Linked DNA regions of Homo sapiens: region 1 is linked to region 2. A link is a contact called in ENCODE Hi-C data. All regions are on one chromosome and are shown on one strand. The core of a region is the stretch at or near the end of the contact, and the rest is flanking DNA. Distances in the headings are between cores, read along the strand shown. Region 1 holds the start of ETAA1 (ETAA1 activator of ATR kinase). Region 2 holds the start of EHBP1 (EH domain binding protein 1).

Region 1 (6,760 bases), core at 1,540-4,039, 4.7 Mb before region 2:
CATAGGAGGTTGAATGAGGACTAAATTTGAATTCAGTGCTCTCCACTTTTGTAAGTGTTTCTTGATAATCTTATAAGGAAATGAGTATTAATAGTTTCAATGGGGAAATGTTACAGACAGGAAGTACCAATCACAAAACAATCATAGAAGTATAAACTTTTTTCACTGCCTTATTCTATTATTTTAGCAACTTGAAAAATGATGTCGTATGTTGTTAAGCACAACATTACAGATAAACACAATGCCCTAGTCAAAAATTACTCTAAAAAATTAAAACAAGATATATACTTAAGAAAATATCTTGTATTTTATATTATATTCCTTTTTTCAAAATATGTATTTCAAAAGTAGAAAAGGCAAAACAGTAATCTTTGCTGCCTTATTTTTGGAAAAAAGAATTATAATAGACAATACTTTTCATTTAAAGAAACTACAAAAACTTAGTGGCACATTCTTCACTGTTTTAAAACAAACTGTAAAACTAGTGATATTTACCTGAGGAGCAATACGATTAACAATATGTGAAATCTCATCACTATCTGTGGTGTAAATCTGTTTTTTTCTTCCTTTACCTAAAGAAACAAAGACATTTCTATAAATTTTAAACAAAAAACCCTCCATTTTAAAAAACAGCTGTCACTTCTTAGAAAGTAATTTTATTTAGTGCAGCTTAGAGGATTATGTGTTTACATCACATACTTATACAGATAAAATCATATAACATTCTCAGAGGTTCCCGATGCTATTATCTGACTAGAATTCTAGTTAAATCTGAATCATTTATCAAATATTTACTCACATAAAAAATGTTAATAATTAATTACCTAACTGCTTTGTCAATGGAGAATTCTGATCCCAAAAGATATCATTCTGTCCATCTGGATCATTAGGAGAACTGAAGGAAGATGACAGTGAGTCCATTTTCAGCGCTCTCTTTGGTGTTTCATACCTTTCTATATAAAATATGAGTAAAATAACAATTGTTGCATTTTAAAGCATTACCTTACTTCGTAAGACCCCAAGGTCAAATAGCTGAGACTAACTTTTATAGTCCAAGATAATTTTTTTTCCCAGAGATAATTACCTGAACCGTAACAGAAATGCTTGTTTCACATAAAAATCCACGCGGCACTTCGCAAACTTCACATTGTAAATAGCAAACACTTCTAGATAATCCAGAAGCTTTATGAATGCATAATACAATACTGTATAACCTAAGTCATTCTATTTATTACCATTGAGTCTTGGAGGCTTTGGGGAACCATCTGTAATTTATAGGTACATTCAAAAATCCAAAGTAACCCAACAGAAACCTAAATATGTTTAGCCCCCTTTCACCAACTCTATCTAATCTACATTAATTGCCATTCTTCAAAAACCATTAGTGATCCAATGCTTGGGAATTTTTGTCTAGAATCACTTTCAAATTTTTATAAAGATTTTTGTTCATTCCCAAATTGCTTTATAGGAGTATTATTAAAGACATGTAAGGTGGCCGGGCGCGGTGGCTGTAATCCCAGCACTTTGGGAGGCCGAGGCGGGTGGATCACGAGGTCAGGAAATCGAGACCATCCTGGCTAACACGGTGAAACCCCTGTCTCTACCAAAAATACAAAAAATTAGCCGGGCGAGGTGGCACACGCCTGTAGTCCCAGCTACTTGGGAGGCTGAGGCAGGAGAATCGCTTGAACCCGGGAGGCGGAGGTTGCAGTGAGCCGAGATTGTGCTACTGCACTGCAGCCTGGGCGACAGGGCGAGATTCTTTCCCAAAAGAAAAAAGACACGTAAGGTATAAAAAAAAAAAAAAAAAAAAAAGCACTATTTCAAGAACATGCTCCAGAATAAAGGCTTTTGTATGAGTTTCAGTTCCAACTAAGATTTACTAGAAGTCTTTTAAAAAGTAACACCTAAAACTAATCGAGACGAAAGAGATCCTTAGTATCTTATTTGGAGGGATGTTACACACAGGAACTTCCGGTTTATTCACAATGAGGTGAGACATCTACCAGGCTTTGAGACAAACTTTAACTTTTCCTATGAACTCTTCTCTAAAGCAGGTCACAGGGAAAAAAAGGGTTTAAAGAGAAATAACTTCTCCGGGCAAAAACTGAGGTTAGCGGGCCTATCAGCTGTTTCTTCTCACTCCACCACTGCTGCTGACTGGAGGAGCAGCCTGGAAAGCAGCCGCCCTCCCGCAAACAGGTAAACCACATTACCTATTCCTGTGGCGGAGGCAAATGGATGGTCAAACCTAACGGGGTAGTGCTGAAGTTCGGGGACAAAAGCCCATCGGGGAGTGGTATAGGATTATTTTTGGACTCTCGAGGGGTGAATCCCAGAGACAGAATACACGCTCCAGACTCCACCCCCACCCCAGATTTCCCTGTTGCAAGCTGGGATGTGGGGATGCGGCGCCGAAGCCAAGGCAGGCCGCGCTGCCGACGTCTCACCCTCGGGGTTACTTTTACTGCACAGGGCGGCGGTCGGAGGCTGCTCTCGCTGCCGCACTGGCCCGGGAGGCCCCTCTCTAGCCCCGCAGGGCCACGAACCGCGGGCCGATCTCAGCCGCCTCCTCCCTGGCTCGACCACCGAGCCGCATTCCTCCGCCGCCACTGTTTTGTGCGGCGTTTTCTTCGGGCTAGGGCTGTCATCATGTTTCCTTCGCCGACTCATTGCCTATGGCCCGCCTCCACCAGCCGCTTCTTCTTTCACATTTTGCAAAGGGATGAGTAGGGCAACAGCACTACAAACCGCACCCCGCACCAACGGCAGCCGCCATTTTGGTCGGTGGGGCGCGCGCAAGAGGCGGCCGCTGATTGGCTGGGTCCGGGAGAGGGGCGGAACTGTTAAGGTGCCGAGGGCGCGCGCACTTCCGCAGCCGGGACAGGAGCCTGCTCTGGAGGAGTGTCTAGGCTCAAAATCCTCCAGACTGGTGGGGGTTGTTCGGGTAGTAGTCAGGTCCGCGTAAACTGAGAGTGGGAGCTTGTGAGTTGGAAAGATTGAATACACTAGCAACTTTTTATTGAATTTACAACGAAAATTGCACGTTAGTCAAATTCAGATTATTGAGAGTCTTCGAATTTCTCAAGAAGAGGAAATACAGTTAATTTTTCATAGATGCTATGTGCATAGAAAAATCCAAAAGAAAGTAGAAAAAATTACTAAATTAATTTAAGAGTTGCTGGATACAAAGTCAATATTCAAAGATCAATGTGTTTCAATAGATTAGCAACAGATATAAAATTGAAGTTTTAAAGAGATACTATTTATAATAGTGCATGAGATAGCAAGTAACTAGGAATAAGTTAAAGATTGTCCTTCCTACAAAGAGAACTATAAAACATTTTTGAGGCCGGGCGCCATGGCTCAAGCCTGTAATCTCAGCACTTTGGGAGGCCGAGGCAGGCGGATCACGAGGTCAGGAGTTCAAGACCAGCCTGACCAGCATGGTGAAACCCCGTCTCTACTAAAAATACAAAAAATTAGCCGGGCATGGTGGTGCGTGCCTGTAGTCCCGGCTACTGGGGAGGCCAAGGCAGGAGAATTGCTTGAACCTGGGAGGCGGAGGTTGCAATGAGCCGAGATTGCGCCACTGCACTTGCAGTGAGCAGAGATCGCGCATCTGCATTCCAGCCTGGGCGACAGAGGGGGACTTCGTGTAAAATAAGTAAATACATACATACATACATACATACAAAAATTAGCCAGGCGTGGTGGCGGGTGCCTGTAATCCCAGCTACTTGGGAGCTGAGGCAGAGAATTGCTTGAACCTGGGAGGTGGAGGTTGCAGTGAGCCGAGATTGCGCCACTGCACTCCAGCCTGGGCAACAGAGCAAGACTCCGTCTCAAAAAAAAAAAAAATTTTTTTTTTGAAAGAAAACGAAGACCTAAATAAATGGTTACACTATGTTCATGGGTTGTGAGACTCAATATTGTTACAATGTCAGCTATTTCCAAACTGACCTATAGATTCAACATAAATACATATGAAGGCCCAGTGTGTGACTGTGTGTGTGTAACATGGTAAGTTTTTTCTAAAATTTATATGAAAATGCAAGGGACCAAAAATATCAATAAACTCTTGAAGATCTCTCGAAGAATAATGAGGGTTGATATCTACCAGGTATCAAGACTTATATGGTAATTAAGACAGTGTTATGATGGTGTCAGGATAGACAAAGATGAAAGAAACAGGATAGCACAGAAACAGACTTCCATATAAATGAACACGATTTAAGACAAAGGTGACCCTTCTGAGCAATGGTAAAAGGACTTTTGAAATTAAATAGTGCTTGGTCTATTTGATGTTCATGTAGAAAAAGAAAGAAACATGACCTTTACCTCAAACTTTATCCCCAAATCAGGTGCATATATATTCATTATAAATTTAATTGTAGAAGATAAAATAACATTTTAGAAGGTATAAATTGTCTTCATGACAGAACGCATTTGAAATAAAACAAAGGTCACCAGGCATAATTATAAATGTGACTACACAAAATTGATAATTTGAGAACTTCTGTCCATTCAAAAACAACATTAAAGAGAAGGAAGGGCAAGGCACAAATTGGGAGAAAATATTTATAAGACATATTTAAGGGCCTATATATAGGTTATATGAAGAACTGATACAAATCACTAAGGAAATGATTGACTGTCAAAACCAAAAGTGGATGAGACCCTTGAGCAGGATCTTCACAAGAGAAAATATTATCAACAAACTTATGGAAAAATCAGATTCATTTTTAATCAGGAAAATGCAAATGAAAACCATATCAGAATGGCTAAAGTTAAAAAGACTGACAATATAGGTATTGAGGCAGTAAACCAATGGAAGCTGTCACGTACTGCTGGTGAGAGTATAATTTGGCACAACCACTTTGGAAACCAGTTTTTGATCTAGCAATCCCACTCTGAGGAATATTCTCTGTTTAAATGCATGGACTTGTTCATCAAGATACAGTTTATAAAAATGCTTTGGTGGGATGCAGTGGCTTATGCCTGTAATCCTAGCACTTTGAGAAGCCGAGGCAGGTGGACTGCTTGAGCCCAGGAGTTTGAGACCAGCCTGGGCAACATGGCGAAAACCCATCTCTACAAAAAATACAAAAAATTAGCTGGGCATTTTGGCGCATGGCTGTAGTCCCAGCTACTAGGAAGGAGAATCACTTGAGCCCAGAAGTTGACTTGCTGTGAGTCATGATTGTGCCACTGCATTCCAGCCTGGGCAACAGAAAAAAAAAAGAAAAAACAAAGAAGAAGAAAAATGCTTTTAGCAGTAAAATTCAATTCAAAATTACTTCATACTGTAAGTGGACCAAATGCTTTCCAACAGTAGAATGATAAATATATTGAACTATATTCACACAACAAAATAGCAATGAAAATGAAAACTACAACTCTGTGCGACAACATGGATAAATCTGACAAACATAAAGTTGAGCAAAAAAAAGCTAGACCTCCCAACCCTCCTCCATAATGTTAAATAAATCCCATATAAATTCCATCAGGCAAAGTTCTACTATATTGTATAGGGATGTAAGCTTTAGTGTTAAAATGATAAAGAAAAATCTAGGAATGATTACCATAAAGGTCAGGATAATAGTTACCTTCGGGAGGGGGAAGGGACAGTGATTAGAAGTGGACAGAGGGAGGAGAGAATTTCATGTATTTATTGGCTTTGTTTATTTTCATGTTCTAGTTGTTAATTACAAAAGTATTTGCTTTGTGGTAATCTACTGAGCTGTACATTTTGTTCATTTTCTACACACATGTTATATTTATCAATTAAAATGTTTAAAATGTTAATGTAAGGCAAAGATCTTAGTTCCTACTGAGGAGCTGATATATTTCTTCTATCTTGTAAACTATTCTGTTTTTACTCTTTAATTTTGCTGACAGAAATCCTAGAACTAAATTTGAGATTCAGGGCTAGCAGTTATATAAACCATATAAACCGTTGTGAATAGATAATTCCATTATTTTTCCTCAGTGTTTGACCTTCTACTAATACTTTTTCTTTCCATGATTGTTTTTTACCTACATGTATTTAAACCATTGTTTAGTTTTATTTATTTATAACCGGATAAGACTGGAATACAAGTGATATTACATCTTTTAAAATTCAAATTAATTACTTGAACCTTCACTTGTATAAATTAGCAGGAATATTACTATTTCTCTCAGAGATCTCTCCTACCTCTCAAATGACCAAAAATCCTAGAAGCATTAAAAAAAATGTAAAAAGAACTTAATTTACCAAATAAATATCCAACTCACATTTAGAAAGTAATTAAGGAAGTTTAAAGAATTTAGTGATGTTTATAAGAGAAATAACCATGTAGTAATCCTTTAAAGCATATTAATGCTGCAAATAAAATAACAGTGAATACTTTACCATAACTCCAAATTCTATAGTGCCCAAGTAACCATTGCTGAAATGAACAACTTGAGCCTAAAGTACAGACGTGTTGTCTTAACACACCTAGGATGGCTGTAACCTGTAATCATTATGGGGTAGGAAATTATAGTAAATTTTAACTTGAAAATTACTTACTTTACATAATCTGTTACATTTCTAAGTGTACTTCAAATTAAATTTACTTCCTGACTATAGCTCCTGAAATAAGTATAACACAATTAACTCCTTAATAAAATGTTTTTAATGTGAAACAAAAGTCTTACAGATGTTTGAATGCAATATGATTCATAGCTCAGCATTTCTAGGCATTTGAATAATTTATACATATAAGTAAGGTTT
Region 2 (7,294 bases), core at 737-3,236:
TCTATATTAAAACTCTATTAAATCATATGCCTGTTATATTAAAATATACGGATTAATGCTCACAATATTTCAGTAGCCATTCTTTGTCTCCTTAAAATTACAAAAATCAAAGTTATTTTAACACTAATGATGAATAACCTCAAAACCAAATCTATTGTATTTAGTGTGCTCTCACAGTTACAGTCCTCTGAGCCATACTGAAGCGCAGTAATTAAAATCCACAGGGATGGTACTAGCAGCAACAGTGCACAGCACAGTACTTGTTAGAGTTATCTGCGCCCCACCCAGCTTCTACACACTAGTGCACTATAGAAAGGTAAATATACTATCAGAAGACCCAGAGTTTAGGCCACAGTATGCTTAGGCCACAGCACAGCAAAATCTACCTCCAGGTACATCTTACCATTTCTTCGTACACTCAACCATGAGCTCCTGGTAGGAGGCCACAAACTGGAACTTGGATGCATGTTTTCCCACACGCTGCAGTCTCTTCCAAACTGAAGCCATGATGATCAGTCAAGACACTGGAGCAGTTCTGGGTTAGCAATACAGCAGCTTTAATAATGCAGAGGGTCCAAAGCAAAGGAACTTTGCATGTATGTCTTTTAAAAACTCAACTACAACTCGAAATGATGCTTGGGGTCCATAAGTCTTCTCCCTGTTTCACAGGGTAAATCCCATCTTAGATGAATGGCCCAGTCAAGAACACTATGATATACGTGACAGGATGAGTGGGAAGGGGTTCCCTCATGGAGACATCACCATGCCACCTCAGGGGCTATATGATGGGTATTCTGGAGGGCTGAAAAGCAAAACAAAGACAAAAAGAGAAAGAATATGAGGAGAGAATCATGAGAAATGACTAACCACCCATGTTAAATAACGCTGCAAAAGACCATCCCAGTTCTCTGCATGTCTTTTAAACAATGAAACAAAACACTGACCTCAAAAGCCAGTAACATCAAGGATGCAAGACACCAAGGAAGAAATTACAATTCACACCGAAGACGTGGAGCGACACATCAGGTAGTCAGCACCAACAACAATCCAGAGAGACGGTAACTCGGGGCCCTACCTCCCCCTGTTAGCATCACTGAAGGGCGAGCAGAGCGGGAAAGTCTAGGGATGCTGTTTAATGTCCACCGCCAGAAAGAGGGAGAAGTGGAGTATTTTTTAATAAACTTTGTTTTTCAGTCGATAATTAATAGCCTCAAGTCCGACAATATGTGCTTGGAACAAATTAGGGAGCCAGGAGGAATGCTATTTTTCAGTCGGAGGGAGGAAATGGATGGGGAACGAGGAGTGGAGGGAAATCTCCAGGCAGAGAGAGGGCAATGTCCCGGCTCCAGGCCACTTGGGCTCCTTCGCTGCCAACCGGAGGGAAATGGAAACTCCTGCCTGGGGGTGAAGCAATGACCAGCGGGGCAAGTGGACTGTGCAGGGTGCGGTGCCTCCCTCCCCCATCCTCAGGGAAACAGTCCGCCGGAGCCCAGTCTCCTCACGCACGGAGCCCAGACCCCTGCCCCCCAGCGGAGACAGGCGGTGGCTCGTCCGCGGTCCCTGTCACCCAGGCGATACCAGAAGACCCCAGCCCGGACCCCGAGCCCCGGCCCCGCCGCTCGTCCACTCCCGCCCCCTCCTCACACCTCTAATCCCGCTGTCGGGCTGAGTCTGGCCCCGTTCCCTTCTCATAGCCGCTCCTCCGTCGCCGCCGCAGCAGCAGCCGCCGCCGCCACCGAGTCCTCCATCCCCGCCGGAGCCACATGGAACAGCCAAGCCAGCCACGGCGCTCGCGGTAGCCGGGATCTGCAGCCCCTCAGGCGGACGGCGCCCCTCACGCCCACCCCCTCCCTGACAGATCGCCCCGCGACCGTCCCCCACCCTACCAAGCCCTGCCAGAGCCACCGCTCAGCGCCCAGCACCCCCTCCCCCGCCTTTCTCCTCCGCCACCATCATCATTACCTCCCCCGCCGCACCTCTCACACTAACCCTACCCACGGCAGCTCAACCTCCACCGCCCCGCCGCCATTGGCCAGGCCCCGCGCGTGCCCCGCCCACCTCGGCGGCCGGGTCTTACAGCGGCTGGGGCACCTCATTGGTAGAACTGCCTGCCCATCACAGGGGCTCCGCCTTGCCCTTGCTCGGGAGGTGGTTTTTCCCCGAAGCCGGAATGCGACGCACAGGCTACCTTTTTTTTAAAAAAAAAAAGAAGGAACCGACTAAGGACGATCCCGCCCGTTCTTCTGATTGGCTTGGAGAGGGAAGCGATAGGCGGGAGGAATAGGGAGTGTTTATAGTGAACTGCAAGGTGATTGCAGAAGGTGGCTGTCCGTCAAAGGCGCCGCTGGTGCGGGGCTGGGTTTCTGGCCCCTAAGGGTGATTGCAGACCTAGAGATTGGCTTCGCTGCAGCTGTGGGCAGTGCAGCTGCCTGTGGGTTTCTCTCCTGTTCTCATCTCCGCCAGGACCTGGGCGCGCCCTCTCCTCCGCCACTGGCAACTAGGGTTTTTGCGCATAGCCTTTATTTCACCAGTTCCTCCTGGGATCTTACCTGACAACCTGAAGTAATGACCCTGTCAGGCACCCCCCGACACCCCGGCCGCTCCCCGCCCAACATAGAGTCAACTGGTCTTCAGTGGGATTGAATCAGCTGAGCTAGACACAAAATGTGTACAGTACAATTTCTTATTGTTCGGAGTCTTCAACATTTCTTTGAATCTTGGTTTCCTCTTCGCTGTCGGACTCTTTTGCCCCTAGTGAGAACTGTAGATGGATTTGGGAACAGCTAGCATATAAAAAGGGTGGTCAAAGGCAAAAAGGAGGAGGCAGAGTGAGGGCAGGGACACTCAATCTTGTTAAAAGAGCCAAGGGCCCTTTTGAGAATATGAAAGCTACAGATACTTTCTCAAGGGGGAAAAAGTGTTCTGTCTCAAAACACAAAAAATTGTTTTCAGTTTTAGGTGGTTCACAGACCCCTGGTGTGGAGAAAGAGGACAAAGAATGAAACTTCAGGGGAATCCTAGCATCTAAGGAATAAACAGAGTAAAATGGGAAAGAGACCGAGAAGGAATAATCAGAGAAGTAGGCGCATCAGCAAGCTATGGGCAGACAGTTTGGAAAAAAAAGAGAGGCAAGCTAACATAAAAAGAAAGCAAGCGGGATGGGTTCTGGAAACAAGGATCATTCAATCTTACGAAGGTTGGAAAGCAGGGTGCATGGACAAAGTAGCTTGAAAGGTGTTAGGGTCTAGGGAGGATTCTTTCAGGGACAGGAAGAGAGAGCAGTGATGGGTGAGAATTGAGTCCATCTGTAGACATTGGGGGCCAAGACAAAGTGGAGAGACATGTTGAAGAATCAAGAGAGATGGGGAGACAGATATAAGGCTTGAATCCAGTATCTAATTCAATTTCCACTTTCAATAAAGAAAATGATCTAATAATACAAGAGCACAGTGTGCATTTTACAGAAAACAGCATAGTTATCGCTTATTTTGCTAGTCAATTCTAAAATGTTAAGATAATCGTAATAATCATATTGATTCTTATTTTCTATTAAGAGTTCTCTGATGTCCTTCCTGAGTGGTTTACGAAGTCACTACAACCTACAGCCATTATGATCTCATATAATAATATATTCTGCATCTTTAGTAGGCTTTAAGTGTGTGGAGTTTTTTAATGGCTTATTTGTAGAAATGGTCATAAATTATTTTCATCCAAGTTACCCTTCAGAAACAATCCACATGATGATCAGAAGGTTTTTGCACCCTATTTATTACTGTTCTCTGGAAGTTCTCAAACTTTCTTATGTGGTCATTCTGGTTTCTTTTAACATGCTTCCCTTACTCCAAAGGGAGAGGGGGAAGAGAGAAAAAATAGAGAGACTGACTTTATTGTAAAGAAATTCCCTTAAAAGTAATAAGTTTTAAATGGTGTCTTAAAAAAAAATAAAGGAGTAGGATCCCTAGGGAATCTTCCTCAAGTTGTGGAAAATTTCAAGAGACTGATAGTTTCTTATGACAGCTCTTCTTTTTAGGGGAAATATTTGTCTTGGATGTAAACTCTTATTTTTCCTTCTAGACACCAAGGTAGCTAAGAAGAGATCAAAGTTAGAATCGTTTACTAAATGAGTGAAGGAATTAAGAACAGCTCTTGACCCTGTTCTGCCACTGACCTCATGTTCATAGGCTGTCTCCTGGAGGCCCTACAGAGCAGCTACTTCTTCCCCCTATAACATTTTAAAAAACAACCTGTATACTAACTAAATTTATTGAAGAATATTAAATATAGAATATGTTCAGCTCTTTTGGCCTGCTTTGCTGATAGTTATTGAATACCGAGTATTAATCTTTTTTTTTTCTTGAGACGGGGTTTCTCTCTGTCACTCAGGCTGGAGTGCAGCCTCACCCTCCCAGGCTCAAGCAGTCCTCCCACCTCAACCTCCCGAGTAGCTGGGACTACAGTCGCATGCTACCACGACTGGCTAATTTTTTTTTTTTTAAGGAGCAAGTCTATTAACTGATAGGCTAATTTTTCATACTTTTTGTAGAGACAGGGTTTCACCACGTTGCCCAGGCTGAACTCCTGAGGTCAAGTGATCTGCCTGCCTCAGCCTTCCAAAGTGCTGGGATTGCAGGCATGAGCCACTGCTTCCAGCCTGATCATATTAAATATTACCAATAGTACATAAAAGTTACAGTCCCTGTTCTTAAAGACTTTCAGGAACATGTTCGGTGTGTACACAAGAAAGTAACACGAGTTACTTAACCTCTCTGAGTCCCAGCTTCTTAAAGCATGATCCTGTAAAACATAATCATGCCTACCTTTCTGGGATGTTGAGAAAATGGAAGATATGTACATAAAGTATCTGGCACATAGTAAACAGTCAAATGGTAACTAGTAGCATATGCTATTGTGTTTGGTAGCAAACATAAACAAGACAGAAAAGAACAAAACAGACCTTCAAGAATACTTGGGCAATACTTAGTGCCAAACATCGCTACCTCAAGGACTAAAGAGTCTTAAAGAGTACATTCAATATTATTTATCTCCCATTAATTCAATTGGTACCAAGACTGGAACAGCAATAATTTAGGTGGACTCAGGATTTTATAATAATTACTAAGAATGCACTTATCCTCAATCCTCATGACAACTCCTTATGTCATATATTAGCTGAGAACTTTTGGCATGCTAGAAGTTACCCTTTTCTTAAGGTCCCATTTCCCCTACCAACCAACAGGTACCTCCTACTCACCCTCCCACTTCCAGGATTGCCCACTGTGTCTGCCCCCTTCTAATTCCCTATTTACTCGGATCTTGATTTATCGTCTCCCTCTGTCCCAGGTTTAATGCAAGTTACATTAATTATCCTGTCCATTTGACCCAGGTTGTTGACTGCAAAATGTTTTACTTAACAGAAGATGCAACATTTAAAATAATTTAAAATTTGCCTTTAAATATCATCAAGCTTAAAATGAAGATAGAATACAAAGAAATAAGTGGAAAATGGCATCCAAAAACTTTAAATCTTCTCTGCCATGACAATTTTGAAAATGACAGAAATTATTTTCAGTGAAACAGCTTTTTTAGTCACTGCCTCAGAAACTCCCCAAATGGAGATTCAAGACTATGAAATGCAACCATAGGCTTGAATTACTATTATCTTTCCTGGTGATAAAATTCTTATCTTTGGGTTTTACAGTTATTGCAGTAAAAATTGTCAGAGGTATTATTGCAGGATTTATCCACTAATGGAATTTATCTGTGCCGTATTCCTAGTAATAAGATTTGCTCCCAATAATAACACTGTAGGTTTTTGTATTTTTTTTTTCCAGTTACCATAGTGGTTATACTATACACAACAATATTACTGCAATTTTTAACTGCTAATGAAATTGTTTTAAACCCACAGCAGACAAATTTACTTCCAACAATCCTATAGCAATTTTTATGTCCTTAAAATCTCACTGTGGCAGGCCAATACTTTTAAAATTTTAACTGATGGTTTCTGTAGTAGTTGTTTTTCCAAGTGTTAAATATTTCCTTTCTTGCTATGGCTTTTCTCCTCTTATACCCCACCCCAAGATCCTCAGCATTGCACTCACCCTCATTTAGGCCGGTCTTTGCTCATTGTTACAGCAAAGGAATATAACAGAATGTAGAAAAACAAAAAATTTTTTATTGGTTTTTGAGTTTCAAAAGCCTAACCTGTTGAGGAATAATGAAATGGAATCCTGTTAGAGACCTGCACTGTTCGCCTCTAACCACATGTGACTATTGAATACTTGAAATGTGGCTAGTCCCAATTGAGATGTGCTATAAGTATAAAATATATACTGATTTCAGACTTAGTATGCAAAAAAGATTAATACATTAATAATATTTATATTGATTACATATTGAAATAATATTTTGGCTATATTGGGTTTATTAAAGACAGTAAAATTAATTTTACCTGTTCCTTTACTCTTTTTTAATGCAGCTACTGGAAAAATGTAAATTATATATATGCCTCACATTATATTCCTATTGGACAGTGCTGTTACAGACAATAGTAAAGCTTCCTTTCCCAAAGATGAGAAATGAGTTTCCTGGGCTGGAAGGGAAAGACAGAACTTGGAGGGGATGTAATGAGAGCTGGATGCTAGTGGATTTCTGAGAGCAGGACCTAATCCCACCCTATTCTGGCACAAACTTGGGAGAAGGGCAGCTGAAATGATAGGATCTATCTATGGTATCTGAGAGCTAATAGAAATATTTTTCTCCTTATTAGAGTCCTGGGGAGGTGGCAAGACCCTTAAGAGAAGAAAAAACTGGGTTGTTATCTAGGCCAGCCAAGATTTTGGAGTGGCACAGTCCAGTAGAACTTTCTATGATGAATATCTACATGGCTGTCCAATGGAGTAGCCATGAGCCACTTGGAACTACTGGACATGCAAAATGTGGCTAGTGTCACTGAAGAAGTTGAGTTTTAATATTATTTAATTTTAATTTATTTATTGGCTACATGTGGCTGGTAGCTACCATAATGGACAGTGCAAACTTACATAGTACTGTGGAGGTTCTGGATGCCCAACACAATTTCCAGACACCCAGAGGGGTACAGAGGCACTGCACAGCCACCAGACCAAAAGAGTCCTTGCTGATGATCCAAAATCAACCCAGCAACAATCCATGGAGCTGGCTGCTAATGAAGATGAATATTAGAACTCTAAGAGGAGCCAGCATAGTAGATGAGAAGCAAGGATTAAATGCCCCATCCCCTTCCCCCAACATAGTGATGCTATGTAAGCCCCCT

What was found. Hi-C counts contacts between places; a loop is a spot of excess contacts on that map. Pooled maps may share reads with other maps.
Region 1: a map of B cell shows a loop between it and region 2 (15-fold over the local background). The contact joins the promoter of ETAA1 here to the promoter of EHBP1 in region 2. A Hi-C loop is called at or near these places in 3 of 168 maps with a recorded cell type or tissue (B cell, CD8-positive, alpha-beta T cell and naive thymus-derived CD4-positive, alpha-beta T cell) and 9 of 50 pooled maps.

What each region holds. Positions count from the first base shown.
Region 1 is chr2:67,393,362-67,400,121 of GRCh38, reverse strand. It overlaps ETAA1 (ETAA1 activator of ATR kinase), which reads right to left and starts at 2,789. Exons shown (of 6, transcript NM_019002.4): 1 at 2,451-2,789; 2 at 825-953; 3 at 496-572. The coding sequence starts at 2,673.
Region 2 is chr2:62,700,405-62,707,698 of GRCh38, reverse strand. It overlaps EHBP1 (EH domain binding protein 1), which reads right to left and starts at 1,986. Exons shown (of 23, transcript NM_001142616.3): 1 at 1,647-1,986; 2 at 404-802. The coding sequence starts at 507. RefSeq lists silencers at 1,650-1,729, 1,850-2,109 and an enhancer at 2,140-2,279.